2 separate regions of the Mus musculus genome follow, and region 1 is linked to region 2. Evidence: chromatin loops called from intact Hi-C (ENCODE). Cell type or tissue: gastrocnemius. All regions are shown on one strand. Links, peaks and the distances in the headings refer to the core of each region. The heading gives the core; the rest is flanking DNA.

Evidence for each region. A loop is a pair of places that touch in the nucleus more often than their neighbours do. Peaks named below come from ENCODE experiments on the same cell type or tissue, not always from the same donor. Only the 100,000 strongest peaks of a DNase experiment are listed, where the experiment ranks them.
Region 1: it touches region 2 in a loop (3-fold over the local background); 1 of 42 quality-filtered maps calls a loop at or near these places.

The regions. Positions count from the first base shown.
Region 1 is chr1:133,129,798-133,132,297 of GRCm38, reverse strand. Ppp1r15b (protein phosphatase 1, regulatory subunit 15B) reads right to left here and starts at 1,132. Exons shown (of 2, transcript NM_133819.3): 1 at 1-1,132. The coding sequence starts at 551. In gastrocnemius, for the core only: no CTCF peak of the experiment used is centred there; DNase peaks (open chromatin) are centred at 217 and 1,089; H3K4me3 peaks cover 2,352 bases; H3K27ac peaks cover 2,500 bases.
Region 2 is chr1:134,077,634-134,083,733 of GRCm38, reverse strand. Btg2 (BTG anti-proliferation factor 2) reads left to right here and starts at 4,579. Exons shown (of 2, transcript NM_007570.2): 1 at 4,579-4,822; 2 at 6,031-6,100. The coding sequence starts at 4,681. Gm31974 (a long non-coding RNA gene) reads right to left here and starts at 1,278. Exons shown (of 2, transcript XR_878547.1): 1 at 725-1,278. In gastrocnemius, for the core only: no CTCF peak of the experiment used is centred there; DNase peaks (open chromatin) are centred at 3,721, 4,503, 5,392 and 5,754; H3K4me3 peaks cover 2,077 bases; H3K27ac peaks cover 2,417 bases.

The DNA.
Region 1 (2,500 bases), core at 1-2,500, 950 kb after region 2:
AGGCTACTGGGCAGCAACTCCACTCCCCACAGCTGCTGCTCCAGGAGGAAAGTGGGCGCTGCAGAGTCTAAAGCTCTTTCCTGGGCCTTGAGTTTTAACTCCAGGTCTGAGGACGAGCACTGCCACTGGAGTCCCTCCTCTAGCCAATCAAGAGAACTGACAACCAAGTCTTCCGAAGAGTCCAGCCGCAGTGAACTCAGAGACTTCTGCACCGTGGGAGCGGCAGATTCCTCCCGTCCTCTCAAAGCTCTCAGGGCGCTGTAACTTGCGGCAAAATCTAGCCATCTGGTAGGAATCAGGCCCCCGAAAAGCTGGCTCCAAAGCAGCAGCTTCTGGAATAGGCTAGGGAGCAGGGCAAGGAGCTGAGAAAGCAATTTGGTCCAGTACCTGGTCCGACGCTCGGGCAGAGCGGAGTTCCCGGGATTTTGTCGAGAGGAAGGCGGCGGGAACTCCGAAGAGCAGGCGTGCGATCGCCGAAGGAAGGGCAGCCGGAACCAGGAGCCCAGCCGAGGGCCAGGCCGCTTCCGGGCCCTGTGCGTTCCTGTCTCCATCTCCTTTCCTTGGCGGCTTCTCAGACAGGAGGAGGACAGAGCTCAGCGGCGTCAGCGCAGGCTGGATCCGAGGTCTACACAGTCTCCGCCTTGCCCAGCCACGGAGTGGGTACTGCAGTCCGATTCCCGCGCCGGCAGAGGAGGCCCAGAGAGCGGCGGCTTCCGCAACGAGTGCTGCACCGGACGGCCCAGAGGCCCGCGCAAGCGGTGGCGACCGCGGTTAGGTCCATCCCGGCTAGGGAAGGAGACGTCCTAGGCCGTGTGAGATCGCTCCACCATAGAGAAGACCCTCCCTCGCGCGGCGGCGACGGAGACGACGGCGGCGTTTCCGGTGGCCCGCACGGAGGCGCGAAACGCCAAGGCGGAAAGGGTGGCTGGGTGGCAGGCGAGGGCGCAAAGAAGCGAAGCTCAAAATGGCCGCAGCCGCACACCCGGAAGCTGCAGGGCGAGACGGAGGACCGAGGGCGTCTACTCCCTACCGCCCAGCGGCGCCTCACGTCATTCGCCGAACCCCCACCCTTGCCTCCCGAGAGGCGGACTTGCCTCACCCTCGTGCGTGGCCTCTGATTGGCCGCGTCTGTGGTCCCTGTCGGCTTCCTTACTCGGGGTAGAGCGGGGCTCGCACGCGGCGAGTTGCATCAGCCGGACCTAGGATGTACGCTTGCGCAGTCAGTTCATTCTGGTCTCCTAGGAGACTCCGCGCCCCACCCTCTAGGTCAAAGGGAATGGCTGGGGAGGTGAGTGGGTTTCAAGAGAACCCGAGAATTCTCCCGAGCCCTTTTTTATGGATCCGATTGCTAGGCAAATTATCCGCTTATCTGACACGTGTATCGGTCTTCTCCTATTAAGGGCGTAGGAAGACTGGAGTGAAACGATGTAGGCAGTGCTGTATAACCAACTCGCCTGGTGCTAAGACACACATCATCCCTAGTGAATCATAGTGAAACTGAATCACTCACACATTCCTGTCCCCTCTGCTTTAGGATTTCTAAGTCTCTAGCATTGCCTGTGATCTAATTTGGACATCTTTCAGGGTCCATTTGACAAAATACCCCTCAGAAAGAAAAACGCGGTGTTACTAGCAAGCTGAAGTCACAGGTGGGAAGATAACTGTTAACTAACTCAGAAACAGCGCGTTCAATTCACTTATTTCCTCAGTAACAAGAGCCACAGAGTAGAGCATCCGGCGAAGGATAACACATTGGTGACTTTTGTCCTCTGAAAAATATTGGCTGATTAATTTTAATTACTGTAATAAGGGGAGGATTTTGTTTGTTTGAAACAGATTTTACTATGAAGCTCAGGCTGGCCTCAAACTAACCACAATCTTTCTGCCTCGGCCTTCCAACCAAGTACTGGCTGATTTATCTCTTACTAGTTTGGTTTCTTTCTTCCTTTTTTATTTTTATTTTTTTCTTTTCTTACTTATCTATTTATTTGTTTATTTGAGGCCGGGTCTCTCTACAGAGCCCTGACTGTTTGGAACTGGCGATGTAGACCAGGCTGGCCTTGAACTTATTAGTTCTGTCTCTTCCTCTCCAGCAAAGAGATTAAAGGCATGCACCACCATGCCTGGTCTTTAGTTCACTTTCTTATTCTCATTTTAATCCACAATGCAAAGACCAAGTGGCTATCACAGAGCGTAGTGGTTACACTAAGGAGGAGAATCTTGCTGCCCTGGGGGAGGGTCAGCTGATCCTCATGACTTGTTGAGCAAGGAACAAGCTCTTTCTTCCCTGAAACCAAGAGTTTTTACTGTTTACGCCCCCACAACATCTTATTACTTGTGTCTGGCAGTAACTGGTTTCTTAATCCTAAAAGCTTTAGGAAAACGTAATTAGCAATGAGTCGTTTTTTTCATAGTAGCAGGAGGTCCGAGTATGCAAATAAGTTACTTCGGGCTTCAGTTCCTTTTGGGGTGAAGCCGAGAGGATCATCTAACCGCTGGG
Region 2 (6,100 bases), core at 3,346-5,845:
GAAAAGGTTGAAAGACAGACTTTGCAAGCAGAGCTCACATCCCCAGTTCCCTGTGAATAGGCTTTGGTGACAAAGATATTTTCTTCTGCTCTTAATTCCTATTTCTGAATGTCAAGGATAACTCCCAGACTGGTGGCTTAGAACGACCTTGGGTTCGGCTTTTGAGAAGTGGGCAGAGCCCCCTTTGTAGAGATGTGTGGAAGGATTCATCAGTACTTCCGGTCTGCTTAAGGAGGGGTGAAGAGGCAGCTGGTCCACCCTGGTGATGTGCCTTATCAGCTCTGGGCAGCATAGCAAGGTGCTAGCGATGTTGATGTCGGGAAGTGAGATCAAATTAGCATCTGCAGCAGCTACACCCAGGCAAACTCAGCACCCCCACCCCAAGGCCAGTCCCTTTCAAAGAGCAGGCTTCACCAGACACCAGGACACAGCAACCCTGTACTCCCTCACTCCCGCCAAACTCCAGCTCACGCATACACTTTAATACGTACACTCACTCAATTATAAATACCACCCTCCTGCCCACACTGATACACAGAGAGACCAACAGAATCACACATAGTGCCGTGTGGGAGGGAGCTGAAGTCATTCTCCCAGAATAGCTCAGCCCGGCCTCTGCCAGCAGAGCCACCGAGTTTGCCTCAGGTTTCCACATGTGGTAAGAACGGAGAGGTAACCTTGACAACCGAGCCAAGGCCCCAAGGCCCCCCACAGAAGTACATACCACTAGTGGCTTCTAACAAGGAAGCTGTGTGATTTCCTCACAGACAAGGCCGGGACAGAAGGACAGAGTCCCTTGGCCTAAGGAGGGCAGTTTGGAATGTCATGTCATTCTCCAATGATCCACACCGGTAGGCCAGACAAATGGATGGAATGCTGAACTGAGAGCAGAGGAAAAGAAGATCTGGGATCACATGGCATTGAAGTTTCTGGTGCAGATAAAGTGTAGAGCCAAGGTCATCCTCACCTCTGCTATCACCGAGGCACCAGTGACTTGAACTATGGAGTCATAGTCAGCACAGTGTGTCAGCATTTATGCTCACCACACAACCCATAGATGCAGGTAGAAGAATAAATAAAAGAATGGGGAAGAAGACATAAGCAGGAATGGCAGGAGGTAGAGAGGGTGAGGTAGAGCGGAGCCGTTCTCCTTATTCTGGTGTCCAAAACACTCCAAGGACAGGAGGCAGTGGCGACCTGGAAGAGAAGAGGAGTGACACCTTTACTTTGAAGCTTCTGCCCGTTCCCATCAACTTAGACCAGCTTTCCCCCTTTGTTTAGTTTTTGTTGATGTTTGAGATCAGATCTCACCATGTAACCCTAGGTGGTATAAAATCTTCTATGCAGACCAGGCTGGCCTTGAACTCACAGACACCTGCCTTCCTCTGTTTCCCCAGCGCTGGGGCTAAAAGTGTGTGCCACCACAGCTGGTGCTATCATCAACTAAAAGGCAGTTTAAAGGAATTTCTTTAAAAATTAGGACTCAAGTAATGTATTTGATGCTATCAGAAATCAGTCCTAAGTCCTAAGTGGCAGCCAACACCTTTAATTCCAGTGCTCAGAGAGGCAGGGGCCAGCTGGTCTACCAATGGAGTTCCAGGCTCGCCATGTTGAACATGTTTCAAAACAAACAAACAAACAAAGTAAAAGATTCTAGAACTTAAATCCTGATTTGGAGATGTTGCTTCTGTGTGGTGACTTGGGAATGTTGAGAGTAAGATAGTTAAGCCACTCTGTAGGCTCAGGAGAAGAGAAGCCGGGAAGGAGGAGGCCTGCCTTTGGTTCTTGGGGAGCACGGTGCACTACAGCATCAGAGTACAATCTAATGGTGTCTCTGCAGAAACCCAGCGGATAATACCACGCTGCAGCAGCACCCCCAAATCAGGACTTAAGTTCTAGAATTGTTTGTTTTGTAACACGGTTTCAAGGTGTAGCTCTGACTGGCCTAGAACTCTGCAGGTAGACCAGGTTGGCCCCTGCCTCTCTGAGTACTGTGATTAAAGGTGATTGCTACTACCACACCTAGCCTTAGAATTGATTTCAGGGTTGGGGACACCTTACCTGTGTGGCCAAGCAGCAGGGACTGGGGAAGCCAATGACAACAACACCACATTTGTAATCTGCAAGCTATATCCTGTCCTGGCTCTACTGAGTGGTCACTGCATAAACTGCAGAGAGATGTGAACATACACATAGGGGCATGTTTGAGTTAAAGAAAAACAAGGCTGATGTTTTGGGTTGCAGAAAGCTTTTTTCCATTAATCTGGTTATAGGATGTTAGGCCCAGAACACCAAACCCGAGCCAAAGACTCTGGGAGATGACAGTAAGAGTGTCAAATTCAGGAACTGAACAAACCAGTCAGATCAGGCTTGTGCGCTTTGACCTATTCGGCTGCCTTCCTTGGTGGCTAGCCTTGGTCAATTCTGGCCTTGCTGACAGCTGACCTCTCTGGTTCATTGCATCTAGGTTACCTTTCTACAAGGTCAGCCCTGCTTCCTGTTTAAAAAAAAAAAAAAGCAGGAATAATCACCTCACCCTTCCTGTCCCAGCCCTAGAGGAGGGGCAGTGAAGAAGCCATCCAGGGGTGTGTTTAATGCCAGATTGCTAGAGTCCCAGGGCATTTTGATTCACCCCGAGAAACAGAAGGAAGAACATTCAAAATGAGAGGTGTCCGGGAAATATGAGGCATACAACATAGTAGCCCACTCCCAAGTCCCTTGTAAACTGATGCTGGGCCAGGGGGAGAGGTCCTGCTTGTAAGGCTGAGGCAGGAGGATCCCCAGTTTGTGATGAGCTAAGTGACCACAGGGGTAACATCAGTTCAGCATTGGGAGGATGGCATGTGTTTTCAAGGTGAAGTTTCAGGGATCTGCAGGAGTATGCATTGGCGGCTAAGAGGTAGGAAGGTACTCCGAGTTAAAGACACAGCCATGGTGTGTGAGATAAGGGCCATGTTATAGACAAGTGAATAGTGGGGGAAATTCTGTGACCCAGATGGCAGAGCTGTCGTGATACTGTCTTCTGACAGTGACGAAAGGGACCCTATAGTACAAAGTGGTAGGAACCTACAAAGGTAGGTCGTTTGTAGAAAATGATGAAATGTCTTGCTGGTCAGGCAAATGAGTCCAGGCAACCTGGCAAGGGGGGGAGGGGTTGTCTCAGATGGTTTGAGCAAGGCAAGAGCAAGCAGATGGACACTTTAGAAAAAGACTCTTTCCGGGAAGGTGCTTTGGGCATGGGAGGGGAAGGAACCCACTGAGATTATTTAGGGATGAAGAAGCCAACAGTCTTGGGACCAGGTCTGAGGAAGCAAAAAGAGGGTCTGGGTGCTATAGGGACAGTGATCAGTAGCTTTGTCTGAAAGGGGGAACAGGGAGGGAGGTAGCTTTAGAGGGAGCACTAGACATTTAGAGGGAGGGATAGAGCATGTGGGAAAAGGGACAGAAGTATTGATGGGAAGTCCACTGAAGAAAAACAAGCAGCAAAACAGACAGTGGAGAGAAAAGGGAAGAGGGAAATGGGGTAGGGTGGATACAGAGGATCCAGGTAGGGAAGCTGGTGGCTCAGACCAGGGATACAGGGAGAGAAGCCTGGCTTAGAACTCAGGGAAAACAGGATTTTACACAAGCCATGGCGCTAAATTCAGGCCCCATCCTGTGCAGGGCTCAGAGATGTGGGTGACAAGTTGCCCCACTCAGTAGTCTGCCTAGCTTCCTGGCACCAGTCCCTGAGCCCCTGCGTGTAGACAAGCCAGACCTGAAGCCTTTCCTCTGGGGAGCTAGTGTTTACAAAAGCCTCAGTGCACAAAAAGGAAGGAAAACAATCAGGGAAGAGGGAGGGGCAGGGAACTGATGGAAAACTTTGTACAATTCACACCAGATTACTTAAACACACACACACACACACACACACACACACACACACACACACACACACACACACACACAGACACTGCCATTTAAAGGAAAGTGAGTGCTGGAAAAATAACCCTACGGACAGAAAATACTCTCCTCGACACTCCTCCCACCAAACAGTGAGAGCTGATTACTTTTAGGCAATTACAGAAGAGGAAGAGCAGAATTTGTTGGGGGAGGTGGAATTATTATGGAAGCAAAAAGAATACAATCCCCATTGCTGAAAACACGAGGAACCCGTTTTGATCAGCTGGGGGGATGAGTGGCAGAGATGTTCAGGTAGGGGGGTGAACGGCTCTGTCAGTGTCTGTCAGGAGACATGGGAGAAATAACATCGGCGAGGGCATCCTGGAGGAGGCAGCAGGCAACCTGGGTTTTGGCGCTGTGCAGAGACGACGTCCGGGCATGCCCGGTGTAGCGCGCTTCCTCTGCCCAGGTCCAAGGCCCTCTCCCGCCTGCCTCCCACAGCACGGGAGTCCGGTGCTTGTTCCCAATAATGACGTCAGTGAGCGATGACCTCAGCGCCTGGGAGGCGCGGGCGAGCTGGCGGGCGGGGCGGAGAGGGGCGGGCGCAGGCGGAGGGGAGAGGCGAGACACCGGAGGGGCACGCCCCCATCCGCCAGCGTCGGCCAATGGGCGCCACCGACGGCTCCCCGCCTCCCCGAGTGGTATGAAAGGCGCAGCCCGGGGAAAGTCCGGGCAGAGCCCGAGAGGTGGCCAGACCGTCATCATCGTTCTAATACAGCTACTTCCTCAGCCACCGGTATGAGCCACGGGAAGAGAACCGACATGCTCCCGGAGATCGCCGCCGCCGTGGGTTTCCTCTCCAGTCTCCTGAGGACTCGGGGCTGCGTGAGCGAGCAGAGACTCAAGGTTTTCAGTAGGGCGCTCCAGGACGCACTGACCGGTGAGCACACGTCGGGGTCTTGGAACCACTCGGGCGCGGCCACTTCTTGCCTGGGGTGTCTTTATCACTGTTCTGTGACGGGGACCCCTACGCGAACAACTCCGGGTCTCAGATGTCTTTCTCTAATTAATCTCTGAGGCCACTGATGGTCCTCTGTCCCTTCGGTTAAGTCCCCGTCTCCCAGCCCTCCAGTCCCCGCCTCGCTCCCGAGGCTCCGACCCTCTTCCTTGAGTACATTCTGAGACCCTGACAACACCATGAGAAAAGTCAGTGTGTGTGTGTATTCAGAGTCCGAGCTCACCCTTATCTCCGAATCTTGGAGAACAACAGACCCTCAGGGGATGTGAAGCCAGGCCAAGCTGTGCGACTTTTATGCGCAATTGAACTTTCTAGACAACTCTTGAGTCCTAGCCACTGTTGCTGTATAGTCCTGAGCCTGTCATCATACAGGCCCATTCTGCCGCGTGTTTACCCGCTGCAAGTTGTAATCTGGGCCCCCTTTGTATTTTTTCTTTTTTGGTCCCTCTTCACCATCTGCCACCTATTGTAGTACAGAAAAGAGCCTGGTAGCCTAGCCAACTGCGAGGGCGGGGAGGGGGTGTGTGTGTTATGGAGGCAGGGTGTGAGGGACGGAGGTGGAGGAGTGATAAGCCACCCTTTAGCCTCTGTCCGCAGCTGTTATAACTGGTTGGTTGCCTTGGGCTGCGATAGCCATCTCTCAACATGTTGGCACAGATCTGAGGACCAACAGCTGTTTCATCAAAACAAAACCATTTTTTATCCCCTTACCTTTGCTAAAGATCTCAAAACTCTTCTGATGCGGAAGGGATGAGAGGCCTTGTGACTTGTTGGGCAACCAACAACATTGGCCGCTTACCTACCGGCTTTGAAATTTCAGTGCCTTGGTCGTCAGAGGCCCTGCCGGTTCTTGCTAGCCCTTCCTGCCTTAAACAGGATTGTGCCAAAAATATCCATGACCACCATAGAGCATCTACCTGAAAGCTCTGGGGCTGCTTTCCAGTGTACAAAAACTTGGAAAGGACCCAGGAATCTTTCTAAGTGGCAGGGGGAGTTTAAGGAGAGGCTCTTAAATACTGTCGCTGAGAAGAGGAAGTCTCCTCCCCAGCCCTCTCCCCTCATCCTCCCCTTGTGGTAAACATCAGAGAATGCTTTCTAACGGCGCATCTTCCTCTTGTTTTTTTCCACAGATCATTACAAACACCACTGGTTTCCAGAAAAACCATCCAAAGGTTCTGGCTATCGCTGTATCCGTATCAA